Regions from separate parts of the Homo sapiens genome. Here region 2 is linked to region 1. Evidence: chromatin contacts called from ENCODE Hi-C data. All regions are on one chromosome and are shown on one strand. The core of a region is the stretch at or near the end of the contact, and the rest is flanking DNA. Distances in the headings are between cores, read along the strand shown.

Region 1 (7,062 bases), core at 1,744-4,243:
TCTTCTATCATTGCCTTAGTACAACCCCTCATTCCCTCCACTTGTTCTTTCTGGCTCAGGTCTTTAGATCTGGCATCCAGATGAATCATCTAAAATGCAAATCTGGTCAGGTCACTCCCAGCCTGAAATGCTCCAGTGGCCAGCCATAACTGTAAGGATAAAGTCCCAGGTACTTGGTAAGGTCTGCCATGGTGAACTCAAAGTGATGATAATATCAAACCTCTTTCAGTGCTTGTGTATGTCATAATGTGACACATCTCTGTGCCTTTGCTATTGCTGCTACTCCTACTCTTCGCTTGGACAATGTATTCTTTTCAGTCTCACAGCTCAACTAATTGTGTGTGAATGTGTGTGTACATAAACATTTTTATAACAGTGCCTGGCATTTAGTTAGCACAGTATGTATTAGCTATTATTATTATTCCAGGAAACCCTCTTGGACAAATTAGGCTGAATAGCCTTCTTTCATGTCACCTTAGCACACTGTGCATATTTTATATTACCACATTACAGTGAAGAGGTGTCTTCCTCTGTCTGCCTCCACAGCTAGAGTGCAAGCTCCTTGAGGCAGGGACCATGTCTTACTCATCTTTTCAATCTAGTGCCAAAGGGGTATAGTGTCCTGTGCATCGCATGCATTCAAAAAATCTTTGTGTATTCAACTGATCCCCAGCATACCTTCCAATCATTTTTAGTCCTAGAGGGGTTTCTTTTTTTTTTTTTTTTTTTTTTTTTTTTTGAGACGGAGTCTCACTCTACCGCCCAGCTGGAGTGCAGTGGCGCGATCTCGGCTCACTGCAAGCTCCACCTCCCAGGTTCACACTATTTTCCTGTCTCAGCCTCCCGAGTAGCTGGGACTACAAGCACCCGCCACCACCTCCGGCTAATTTTTTGTATTTTTAGTAGAGACGGTGTTTCACTGTAGTCTCGATCTCCTGACCTCGTGATCCGCCCGCCTCGGCCTCCCAAAGTGCTGGGATTACAGGCGTGAGCCACCGCGCCGGGTGAGGGGTTTCTTAAAAAGCATTTTCATCAGATGAGACCCCAGCCCTGAGGGGAGAAGGAGAAAGAGAAAGAGAAAGAAAGAGTATTTTCAGCCACCACCTGAGGCCACCATGTTCTTCCTCTCTTACACATCTAGTACATACCCCCTTAGGCTTCCCATAAATCCTGTCTTTCCTGTGGATAATTTCTTCAATCATTAGTGGTGTGCTTCTTCTTTCTTTTTTTTTTTTTTTGTTTGAGACGGAGTCCCACTCTGTCGCCCAGGCTGGAGTGCAGTGGCGCAGTCTCAGCTCACTGCAACCTCAACCTCCCAGGTTCAAGCAATTCTCCTGCCTCAGCCTCCCAAGTAGCTGGGATTACAAGCATGCGTCACCACGCCTGGCTATCATTAGTGGTGTGTTTCTCCAATGATGTCCCTAAATCTTCTTCCCTGGGGTCTGCACCTCCCTTGAACCTCCCCATTCTACACCTAGTGCATGCTTTGCCAGGGTAATTCCAAAGGCATCTGGGGGTTGGGGCTGTTGGTAGAAATCCTAGATGTCATGGCTGGATCTTTCCTGGAAGTTTGGGTTGGGACAGGTATTAAACAGGCCACTCTGAATGTATAAATCTAATTAAAAATTTATGTGATTGGTGGGCATTTTTTCCAACCTAATAAAGTCCCTTTCCATCCCCCAGCTCTTTGTATTTTAAAAGCCAGGTCACTAGACTTGATAATTCTAGAGAGAGCTGACTGAAAAGAGTTGGTTTGATTAGAAACAGAGGTTCAACACTTTTACACTGTTGGTGGGAATGTAAATTAGCTCAACCATTGTGGAAGACAATGTGGTGTTTCCTCAAAGACCTAAAACCAGAAATACCATTTGACCCAGCAATCCCATTACTGGGTATATACCCAAAGGAATATAAATAATTTTATTACGAAGATACTTGCACGCATATGTTCACTGCAGTACTATTCACAATAGCGAAGACATAGAATCAACCCAAATGCCCATCAATGATAGACTGGATTAAAAAAATGTGGTACGTATACACCATGGAATACTACACAGCCATAAAAAGGAACGAGATAATGTCCTTTGCAGGGACATGGATGGAACTAGAAGCCATTATCTTCAGCAAACTAACACAGAAACAGAAAACCAAACATTGCATGTTCTCACTTATAAGTAGGAGCTGAACAATGAGAACACATGGGCACAGGGAGAGGAACAACACACACTGGGGCCTGTAGGGGGAGGAGCTGGGGAGAGGGAGAGCATTGGGAAGAATAGCTTAATAGATGCAAGGCTTAATGGGTTGATAGGTGTAGCGAACCACCATGGCACACATTTACCTATGTAACAAAACTGCACATCCTGCAAATGTACCCTGGAACAAAATAAAATAAAATAAGAAATAGAGGTTTGAGTCTTTCCTGGTAAGCATATTTATGCTCTACCACAGACGGTTCAGCCTTGGGGCAAGACAGTCTTTCTCCTAATTTTTGTAGTTTTGAACATTCTAAAGTTTTTGTTGTTGTTGTTGTTGTTTTCCCTGAGGACAGAGGCAACTTTGGGGAAGTACTTTGTCGGGTAGGATGGAATCTGGGGCCTTTAGTTTTCCTTCCAAGAGCCCATAGGAGGTTTTGGGTGCCTTCTCAATGCTGGCATGAGAAAATATAAAGCAGATGGACAGTGAACTTTGGTATATTCACTCCTTATGAATGTTATGTGGAAAAGTGGAAGAACATAAGCTGTTTGTCTATGCTATGTTTACAATTGGTTTGCTCTATTTTGTGCATGTGGACAAAAATGGGGGAAAAATGAAAGCTGTGTTAGGATAATGGGTATACGGCTGAATTTTCCAGGAATTTCTATAATAACACCAAATCGCATGTTTTAATGCCCACCGTGAACAAAGAAGACCGGAACCCTCGCAACTCGTTTTGACGTTTTCTGGTCGGCGGTAAAAGCTCGGTTCCCGGCCCTCCCGGAAGTTGTTGCACAGTTGTTTCCGGGAAGCGGGACTCCAAATGGGTCGCAGTCGCAGCCGCTCTCCACGGAGGGGTGAGTCCTGTAGCAATTCGGAGGATATGGGGCTCTGTTGGAGGCCTGTCCCTTTTGTTTTATTTTGTTTTGTTTTTGGTAGCCGCGTAGCAGAGAGGCGGGCCCTTTTCCCAGGCGGAGAGCGAGGGGTGGATAAAGGAACGTAGACCTGGGCCCTGCCCTCTTCAGCCCGCCCTCTCCGGTTTGAAGGCAGTTGTTTGTCTCTGAATTAGTTTCATTAAGTCTTTGTCACCTTCATACAATAACTTTTATTACACTGTGGCCGGTGGGTTTAGAATTAGACCTCAGTTCCTTTGCTGAATTTCTGGGCGACGGTGGGCAAGTCACTACTCAGCCTTTCTGAATCGAATTCCCAGAATGAGTCATTGAGGGTAGTATTGCCAACTTTTAAAAACTGATGTGAGAATTAATGTCACATCCCATAACATACAGTATGTGATTCTGCCTGGTTCTTAAATACTTAATAAATGTTAGATTCCTGCCCAGGTCATTACAGGGAAATCGATATTAAGAATTTTGAGTCCTGGGAGCTCACTTCGTAATGTTTTCTGGCTACCAGCCCCATAAATGAGGCAGCGCGACGTAAAGAACCCTGGACTTCCATTAGGAGATCTAACTTAGACCCTCGGTTCTGCCCCTGATTCGTTTTTTTTTTAAATCAATTTATTTATTTTTAATGAGACAGAGTCTCGCTCTGTCGCCCGCCCAGGCTGGAGTGCAGTGGCCGATCTCAGCTCACTGCAACCTCCACCTCCTGGGTTCAAGCGATTCTCATGCCTCAGCCTTCCGAGTAGCTGGGATTACCCGTCCGTGCCACCACGCCTGGCTAATTTTTGTATTTTTATTAGAGACGGGGTTTCGCCGCGTTGGCCAGGCTGGTCTCGAACTCCTGACCTTGTGATCCGCCCGCCAGCCTCACAAAGTGCTGGGATTACAGGCGTGAGCCACCGCTCCCAGCCTCTTTTTACCTTTTTAATGTGACTAGTAATGGTTTGCATTATTTTTCTACTGGACGGCGCAGCTCTAGATATTTGAGGTAATTATCAGTTCTGCAATTTGTGTGCGTTTGCATTAGAACGTAGGCGTTCCCGGTCCACATCCCGGGAGAGAGAACGCAGGCGCCGAGAAAGGTCCAGGTCTCGGGAGAGAGATCGGAGAAGGAGCCGCTCGCGATCCCCGCACCGAAGACGCTCCCGGTAAGGGCAGAAAATAAGCCAAGAGTTTTATTTACCGAAAGTCCCTAAGAAACTGGTCGCAGCTCTTAACTTTGTTTTCATCGCTTATAAGGGGATTTACGGTTTCCTGAAATGGAGGAAACTTAATCCAACCTTATTCTAAAGCTAACATTCACCTTGGTTAAATGGTGCTAATAGTACTCTACATCACAAAGTTGTCTTGAAAGAGTAAGTAAGAAATAATGCATGCAAACCCCAGAGCATGGTGCTTGGCAAGAAAAAGAAATAAGTATTTTATATTTTTGTTTCTTTCTTCCGTTCCTTTCCTTTCCTTTTCTTTTCCTTTTCCTTTCTTTTCCTCTTTTTTGAGACGGAGTCTCGCTCTGTCACCCAGGCTGGAGTGCAGCGGCGCAATCTGCTCACTGCAACCTCCGCCTCCCCTGCAATCTCTGCCTCCCCTGGTTCAAGCAATTCTGCTGCTGAGCCTCCCAAGTAGCTGGGACTACAGGCACATGCCACCACACCCAGCTAATTTTTTTTGTATTTTTAGTAGAGACGGGGTTTCAACGTGTTAGCCAGGATGGTCTTGATCTCCTGACCTCGTGATCCACCCACCTCGGCCTCCCAAAGTGCTGGGATTACAGGCGTGAGCCACTGCACCCGGCCTGTTGTTTCTTTTTTATTAACTTTTTGGTGATAATGATTTATTCAAGTATGTAATCAAGAATGGATGATCTTGGAAGAACATTAGAAATGGGCTCTGAGTCTTTTTTTTGGTTTGTTTTTTTTTTTTTTGAGAGAGAGGGTCTCCCTGTGTTGCCCAGGCTGGTCTTGAATTCCTAGGCTCAAGCAATCCTCCTGCCTCTGCTTTCCAAAGTGCTGGAATTAGTAGCGTGAGCCACCAAGCCCCACCTGGCTCTGAGTCTTAATAACCATCAATTGCTGTTTAAGTCAGCTTTTTTGTATATTTGTGTGTGGTTGTTAGAAACTTTTAATTTACATTTTTCTGCCTTCCAGAAAGCTTTCTAGCCCTAGTTGTACTGAATGCAACTGATGATTAAGCAGTAAACTACATTAAAAAATTTTTTTGTTAACAATCAAGGCCTTGGCAGAACCTTTTTCCTCACTTTGCTATACGGAATGACTCGTGGTTCTGTGGAGCTCACCTCATGTATATCTGTGCTGATTGATACAAAGTTGATATGTCTGTCTGTTTCTAACATCTTTGCTTATAAATATTAGATCTCCAAGACGACATAGATCCACATCTCCTTCCCCTTCTCGACTGAAAGAAAGAAGAGATGAGGAAAAGAAAGAAACAAAAGAAACAAAGAGCAAAGAACGGCAGATTACTGGTAATGTTATTAGATAAATAACTGTAGGAAAAGTACAGTGATGATAAAATTATAAAAGTTTAATCTTGAACATTTAAATGTTAAGCCTTTTATAGTATTCATTGCATATGGTTTTGAGTTTTTTTTGGTTTTTTTTTTTTTGAGATAGAGTTTCATTCTTGTCACTCAGACTGGAGTGCAATGGCACAATCTTGGCTCACTGCAACCTCCGCCTCCTGGGTTTAAGCAATTCTTGTGCCTCAGCGTCCCAGAGTAGTTGGGATTACAGGCACCCGCCACTATGCCCGGCTAATTTTTGTATTTTTAGTAGAGACGGGTTCTCACCATGTTAGCCAGGCTGGTCTCAAACTCCTGACCTCAGGTGATCCTCCCGCCTCGGCCTCCCAAAGTGCTGGGATTATAGACGTGAACCACCGTGCCCAGCCTGAGATTTTGTTTTAATTGCACCCTAGCAAGTTGCTGGTTATCTATGGTGCTCCTGATATAGAACGATAGTTAAAAACATGAGAATATTCTATTTTGGAAGTGTCTTCAGAACTATATAGTGTCATGCCTGATATTAAAGGTAGTCCTTAATATGAAACCCAGGTTTTTTTTTAAAAGGTAATCCTGTCTAAAGGCTTCAAGGAGAGGACTTTTTTTTTGTACCATAAGTTACATTCTGTCCAAATGTAAGAGGAATTTTTTCATTAGACTCATCTTCAGCTAATTGTTTTGTGTGTTCTCTGCTAGTGAGGTGGAATGACTATTAATCTGTTACCACCTCTCTTTTTATTTATGTATATATTTGAAATGATAGAGAGGTCACAAAATTATTCTTTTTTGCAGAGGAAGACTTAGAGGGCAAAACAGAGGAAGAAATAGAAATGATGAAGTTAATGGGATTTGCCTCCTTTGACTCCACAAAAGTAAGTAAAACGTGCAACATTCTCATTTGAATTAATATGTTATGACTGTCCTATCTTTCCATGTTCTTTTCCATTTATACAAATTTATTTGGTTATAAGACAATAACTATCTGTTTGAAGGGCTTTGAGAATACAAAGGAGGAAACAGTGAACTGCCATTGGAATTCAGGGAGTGGTTGCCAGGGACGATGTTTGAATTAGATTTTAAAGGACAAGTAGAAGTGATCAGACAAAGAAGAGGAAGAAGATTATTTCAGGTAGAGGGAAGAGCTCATGAAAATGCCATGTAGGTGTAAAGGAGCATAGTGTATTGTGGGAATTTCAGATTCGACCAGGGATAAAGGGGTGCTGATGGGCTAGTGACTTAGGCTAGAAATAGAGGTAGGAGGCAAATCACAGAGGGCTTTTGATGCCCTTAGTCATGCTAAGGAATTCAGAGTTTATTCTTTTGGTGTTGAGGAGAGGAAGTAGTGATTTTTAAATAAGGGAGTGGCATGGTTATATGTGTGTTTTGGAATAATGACTCTGGGGGCAGCATGGAGGACAGATGGGAGGTGGGTTAGATTGA
Region 2 (7,062 bases), core at 3,620-6,119, 1.1 Mb after region 1:
GCCCACTGCACAGGGCATTCTGAGTAAAATTAGAAGAAGGCTCTTTGCATGTTATAAAAGTGAGACTTCTATGTTACATAATCCAAAGCATCATGACGATGAACCTCGTTTTTCGTGGATGTGAGGGCTAAAGAAAGCTCTCCCACAGTGACAGGTGGGGAGAAATCATGGGTGTGCAGACCAGACGCCCCTAAGAGGCTCTACTCCAAACTCGCAGCAAGGAGAAGGCCTGCTCAAATAAACAAACTGGGCAGCAAGGAGAAGGCCTGCTCAAATAAAAAGGCTCTCACTCCTCAGGAATAAAAGGGCAAGACTTGCTAGATGCTTTGAGGTGCAGTCTTCAGGTTCCTCAACATTCTGGGGGAGGGGGTCCCTCCTCATCCTGCCCCCAGGTAAGGCATACCGGTGTGAACTGATACGTTCTGGACACACACACACACACAGCCACCCCTCCTTGGTGTGTAACTGAGTTTATAAAAGAGGGCACGTGTGCATATCCTGGACACAGGCTGCTCAAGAGACAGTCATCCCTGCCGGTTCCCATGGTGAGGTGAAGGGCAGGCACCAGAAAGAACATGTCCCCTGAAACTGACTGTCCCCTCACACACACCTCACAGCAATTCTCATGTCTCCTTTCTTCTCTCCTGCCTCTCCCATTCTAAGGCAAAGACTACAGTTCTGCTATGCCTAGCCACACTCTAGGGCTAAGAGATAATGGGAGGTAGGATAGTGCCTGGTGCCCACAAGATCTTTTGGAAAAACTCTTTTAGGCATTAAAGGGCAGATCAAGGGAGTGAAGTCAGGGGAGCCTGCTGCTGAGGGGCTGGGGGCAGGACTTCTTCCCTGGACAGAGGGGCCTGGTCTCCATGGAAGGGCTCCCTAACAAACCTCTGCTGAACAAATTCTTTGGTGAAATCACACCCAAGGAAGAAACCAGTTTTGGCTTTAACAATATGCCCTTTGTGTGGATAATATTCACCCTCCAGGCTCTCTCATAGAAATAGAAAAGTCACTCTAAAAAACCCCTAACTCCATCTGATACCCTGACTGAAAGCTAGGGTAGCCAGCAATGATGAACAGGAGCAATGGCAATCTTGGCAACCAAAATACTTTCCGAAGCCTTTTCCAGGAATATCTGTAAATACCTATATGCACCTACTATATGCCCACTGAGTCTCCCAATAGTTCTTTCAGAAACATCCTCTCTGAATAGATGGAGAAGCTAAGGCCCAGAGAGGGCCAATGATTCCCCAGGGTCAGAAAGTGGTGGCAGGGCAACGCCAAGAAGACTGGGTCCTCCACATCCAGGCTCAAGCCCGAGGCAGCGGCAGCCAGTGAGAATGAGATGAGAAGCTGCAGCCCCCAGGAGGCATTCACACCAGGCCAGAGTCTGCAAGGTGCTCACAGCCCCATGAGGCTCCAGTCCTAACAATGACTTTGGGTCAGAGGACTGGACGGACAGCTGCCTGCCTACCGGAAGGGCTTTGGGCTTTTTCTGGCCAAGTGGTTTTTTTGAGGCTGGAACTGCTCAGTTGGGGGCCCTGCCTCAGCCAATCCACAACCTCTTCTTTCCCAAACTCTCCTTCAAACTTACCTCTCTGGGAAAGCCCTCCCTGTCTGAGTCCCCAGCCCCAACAAATTCTATTCACTAGAGCCAAGGTGGGCTCTAGAGTCCTCAGCAGTAAGAACCGCATCTTCCCAACTAGCCTGGCTTCCTGGAGGACTTCAACAGCTGGCTTCCTTTTTCTGTATCCCCTTTAGTGCCCAGGATGGAGATGGGCACACCCAACCACATCAGCTGCCTCCCCAACTCTGTCCCCTCTCACCACACGACAGGATGAAGTTAGGCGAGGTCAGCATGATGAAGGGGAAGGTCTGGAGGAGGCCAAAGTAGACGAGGTTGGTGAATAGGCCCACTCCAATCATGCTGGTGGGGAAGCGCTCAAAGACGTAGAGGCCAATCAGTACAGCGGTGGAGAACTGAAACAACCAGAGGCAGACAGTGCAGGGCGCTTCTTCCAGGCAACGTTCCTGGACTCACCAACCCCCAGCCCGCTCTGGGCAGCACTAGGTTCATGCTTCAATCTCCTCATTTCACAGGTCTGGCCTCCCCAGCTAGGTTCTCTGCTCCCAAAAGGCAACATTTTTTTTTTTTTTTTTGAGACGGAGTCTCACTCTGTCATCCAGGCTGGAGTGCAGTGGCGCGATCTCCTGGATTCAAGCAATTCTCTTGCCTCAGCCTCCTGAGTAGTTGGGACTACAGGCATGCACAACCACGCCCAGCTAATTTTTGTGTCTTTAGTAGAGACAGGGTTTTGCCATGTTGGCCAGGCTGGTCTCAAACTTCTGATGGCCTCCCAAAGTGCTGGGATTACAGGTGTGAGCCACCGCACCCAGCCCATTTCTCAAACTTTTTGACAGCAACCCACAGTAAGAAAAACATCTGCCAGGCGAGGTGGCTCACGCCTGGAATCCCAACACTTTGGGAGGCCAAGGCAGGCAGATCACCTGAGGTTGGGAGTTTGTGACCAGCCTGACCAACATGGAGAAACCCCATCTCTACTAAAAATACAAAATTAGCCAGGCATGGTGGCACATGCCTATAATCCCAGCTACTCGGGAGGCTGAGGCAGGAGAATCGCTTGAACCCAGGAGGCAGAGGTTGCGGTGAGCTGAGATTGTGCCACTGCACTCCAGCCTGGGTAATAAGAGCGAAACTCCATCTCAAAAAAAAAAAAAGAAAAAGAAAAACATTTTACACTGTGACCCCAACACATATATACATATATATGATTCAAAGCTCAAATTTCAATTCTATTTATGTTCCTTTTTTTAAAAAATGCTGATTGTGACCTACTATACAGCCAAATAATGAATCATGCCTACAGTTTGAAAAACACTACTGATAAGTACCTACAGTTGTCAGTGCTTAGCAAATGACAGTTGGCTGAATGAAGGGCTAATTACTGTGCCAACACCCACAAGCTGGGCCTCTGGACCAGAGCTGAGGGCTATAGTCTTGCCTCCACTGTGAACTCCCAACCTCAGCCATGCCCAGAGTGCACATGGCTGCTGACACCAGGCGACTTGAGGGGCTGTGGACGCTTTCTCTCCAATGGCACCCCTACCCCCAGCCTTTCCTGCAGCTGAAGGAAGTCTGTCCACCAGCAGTCACCCCTATGGCTTTGATATCAGTGGCAAGGACTGTGTCTTCAGTAAGAGAAGCCTCCCATGAGACCAGGGAAGGGCGAGGGCAGCGAAGCTGTGCCGATCTTAGGACAAATCACTTGATCCGATTAGAAAGATGGCAATGAACATATATGCAAAACTGTCTTATGGCTCCTCTAAGTTTTAAATGCTGTGAGCAGAGCAAAGGGCTAAAGACAGCGGGAGAGAGCTAAGCAAAGTCAAATCTACGGTCTTGTCAACAGAGAAGTACACTTCGCTGTCACCTTAAGGACTAGAGCACAAGGCCTGCAGTGAAACAATGCCACTTGGGGAAGGCGGCCAGGGAAGATCTGGGCCCAGGAGTGCAGACCCAAAAGACAGCGTTCAGGGCAAGGAGGTAAGAGTGTATGCTCAGGAAACAGCAGAGACACAGGCCTCATCATCCATGCCAAACTCTCCCCACTTCCTGCTTTTGAGGCAGGGCAAAAGAGTGAGGAGGACTCCTGGAGAAAGATGCCACTTACCCAGATCATGTATTTTATGATCCTGCTGGTGGCCACTGTGTATTCTTCTATCAGTTCTGCCAGGTAATAGAGTCCAGCCGCTGCAGGGTGGGAGGCAGGGAGACTATCAGCCAGGGTCACTCCCACCATCCTGGTCACCCCTCTCTCTGCAGCCCAGTCCCCATCCACCCTTCATGGACCCCAGAAGGTCAAGAACAAACCAAACATCCCATGTGTTGCCCTTCCAAGTCTGGAGAAGTAAAACTTTCTTAGGGCAACTAAGGACAAATCTCATAAAAATCAACGAAAGTCTGCATTTGATGCCACAGTACAATGATAACCTCTGGCTCAGAAAACGGAATTTCACGTATTCAATAAACACCTGCTGGGCACTTGGCATGAGCCAGGTCCCTGGGCTGAGAATACAGCTGAAAAAGACAGACAAGGGTCCTTCCCTGACCCAGCTTGGGAAAGGGAAGGGGAACAGTAGGGAGAGACAGACGAGTTTAGTGTGAGAAATGCTACTTTAGGGAAAGGACAGGGCACTGCTGGACCATCAACCCCTGTGGACTTCCCGGAAAAGATGACATCTCAACTGAGGCCGAATGGGAACCAGCCAGAGGAGAAGTGTCAAAGGTGGAGAGAGCAGGGAGCATGAAGGGCCAGAGGCGCAAAGGCGGCGGTAGGCGTTGGGGAAAAGTTCCGCGCGGCAGGCCCGCGAAGAGTGGGAGCCGCAGCGGTTAGCGGTCCGCAGACGCGGGGGCGGCACTCGAGTCACCCTTTCTCGGGCAGTGCCGGAGCGGACTCTGTGACACCTGGAAGGAGCCACGGTCAGGCCGGGCTGCCAGGCTCGACAGGAGGGGCAGGATCAGGCGGGAAGGGGTTGGGGCGGCGAAGGCCGGGAGCGCCGGGCAGTGGTCCCCCGAGTGGCTCCGAAACCCCCGCGATGCGACCCCCAACGAGCACCGATGCCGGGGCGGGAGCCCGCGCGGGCCGGGGTCGTGCAGTCTCACCGACAGCCAGCGTGATGAAGGCCACCTGGATGAAGAGCGACAGCCAGCTCAGCAGGTACATGAACCACATGGCGCCCCCACCCGCCCGCTCCCCGGCCACCGGGACGGGCCTGCGCGCTTCGGCTCCGGCGACACACAGCCGCCACCGCCGCCGCCGCCGCCGCGTCCCCGCCCCGCGGACGACAGGACGACGGTGCGCCGCCGCCGAGAGGAGCCCGGCCCTAGCGCTGCCCGGGGCCAGGCTCGCGCTAGCGCCGCCCGCCGGAGAGGAGGGCCAACCGCCGCTGCCCCGCCAGGATCCCCCGCTCCACTGAGGGGAATGAATGCAGACCGCTGCAGCCAGAGGGAGGCGGGACGGTGCCCAGGGGCGGAGACGACCAAGCGCCCATACTGGGGCTCGGAGTGCAGCCTCCAGTCCCTCCCTGTGCACTCCCGTACCAGCCTGGAGGTGGTCCAGGGCCGGACAGGGCCGCCCGACCGCGCCCCAGCAACCTCCCCAGAACCTGCCTCCCGGCAGGTTGCGGACAAGTCTGTCTCTTGCTATCGCAGGTGATAGGGACAAAATTATTGAATTCCTAATATGTGCCACGCTCTGTGATAAAGGCGAGGTGTGTTCTTGTCGGAAATTTGAGCAGATAATGTAAATCATTTTATAGACGGGGAAGCCGGGGCCAAAGGAAGTTGCCCTGGGTCATGCACCTAGGAAGCGGCACAATCAGGAGTTGGGGTGATTTTAATCGGTCATCCTCCGGCCTAATTCCCCTCTAGGCTGTTCTTTTGGGGTACATTCTGCACCTTTGTATCGCCTGCACCTCACCCCTTGCCGGGCACGCAGGGCGTCCGCTAGGCGCTGGATGCATTTACTACACCTCTGGGAGGGTTCCTGAGGGGCACCTGGAACCGGTTAGTCCTTGTCAACAAGTCTCCCATCTAGTGGCGGAGACAGGCATGCAAAATAAAGTATGTAGAACAAGAGTCTAGTAGGCTTATTTCAGAATCATATTTTTCCTGCATAAAAATACGTATTCCTAAAAAAAACAATTACCGTATGATTTAGCAATTCTACTTCTGGGTATATACCCAAAAGAACTGAGAAAGCAGAGACATTTGTATACCAATATTCATAGCATTATTCACAATGGTCAGAAGAGGGAAGCAACCCAAATGTCCATCGGTTGACGAAAAGATAGACATAAAGTGCTATAAACATACAATGGAATATTATCTAGCCTTAAAATGAAGTGAAATTCTGACACATGCTACAACATCAATGAACCTTGAAGGCATGATGCTAAGTGAAATAAGCCAAATAGGGAAGGACACACATTGTATGATTCCCCTCATATGAGGTACCCAGAGTAGTCAAAATCATGGGCAGAAAGTTAAATGGTGCTTGCCAGGGTCTGGGGGACAAAGAATGGGGAGTTACTTTTTAATGGATACAGGGTTTCAGTTTGGGAAGATGGATGGTGCTGATGGCATCACAACAGTGTGAATGTGCTTAATGTCACTGAATTGTATACAGTGTTACAGAATTGTAAAATGGTTAAAACGGTCAATTTTATGTTATGCATAGCTTCCCCCTCCCCCCAACAAAATACATAAGATTACAAAGCCCATCCTGGCTAACACGGTGAAACCCAGTCTCTACTAAAAATACAAAAAATTAGCCGGGCTTGGTGGCGGGCGCCTGTAGTCCCAGCTACTCAAGAAACTGAGGCAGGAGAAGAGCGTGAACCCGGGAGGCAGAAGTTGCAGTGAGCCGAGATTGCGCCACTGCACTCCAGCCTGGGCGACAGAGCGAGACTCCGTCTCAAGAAAAAAAAAAAAAAAAAGATTACAAAGCAGGCTGGGCACAGTGGCTCATGCCTGTAATCCCAGTACTTTGGGAGGCTGAGGTAGGAGGATCACTTGAGGCCAGGAGTTCAAGACCAGCCTGGGCAAAGAAAAATTTTAAAATGGCCAGGCATGGTGGTGCGTACCTGTAGTCGCAGTTACTCTGGGCTGAGGCAGGAGGATTACTTGAGTCCAGGAGATGGCGGCTGCAGTGAGCTATGATTGGGCCACTGCATTCCAGCTGGGATGACAGAATGAAAACTTGTCTCAAAAAAAAAAAAAATTGCAGTTGCCGGGCGCGGTGGCTCACGCCTGTAATCCCAGCACTTTGGGAGGCCGAGGCGGGAGGATCACGAGGTCAGGAGATTGAGACCATCCTGGCTAACACGGTGAAACTCTGTCTCCACTAAAAAATACAAAAAAAAAAATTAGCCGGGCATGGTGGCGGGCGCCTGTAGTCCCAGCTACTCAGGAGGCTGAGGCAGGAGAATGGCGTGAACCCGGGAGGCGGAGCTTGCAGTGAGCCGAGATCGCGTCACTGC

The links. Hi-C counts contacts between places; a loop is a spot of excess contacts on that map. Pooled maps may share reads with other maps.
Region 2: a map of CD8-positive, alpha-beta T cell shows a loop between it and region 1 (5-fold over the local background). The contact joins the promoter of TEX261 here to the promoter of SNRNP27 in region 1. A Hi-C loop is called at or near these places in 2 of 168 maps with a recorded cell type or tissue (CD8-positive, alpha-beta T cell and naive thymus-derived CD4-positive, alpha-beta T cell), 1 of 37 single-sample maps with no recorded cell type and 6 of 50 pooled maps.

Annotation. Positions count from the first base shown.
Region 1 is chr2:69,890,963-69,898,024 of GRCh38, forward strand. SNRNP27 (small nuclear ribonucleoprotein U4/U6.U5 subunit 27) reads left to right here and starts at 2,994. Exons shown (of 6, transcript NM_006857.3): 1 at 2,994-3,056; 2 at 4,132-4,252; 3 at 5,474-5,586; 4 at 6,415-6,494. The coding sequence starts at 3,023. RefSeq lists enhancers at 2,619-3,554, 3,297-3,356, 3,555-4,489.
Region 2 is chr2:70,990,004-70,997,065 of GRCh38, forward strand. It overlaps TEX261 (testis expressed 261), which reads right to left and starts at 4,870. Exons shown (of 6, transcript NM_144582.3): 1 at 4,685-4,870; 2 at 3,693-3,772; 3 at 1,827-1,980. The coding sequence starts at 4,754. RefSeq lists silencers at 4,442-4,531, 4,562-5,091 and an enhancer at 5,632-5,681.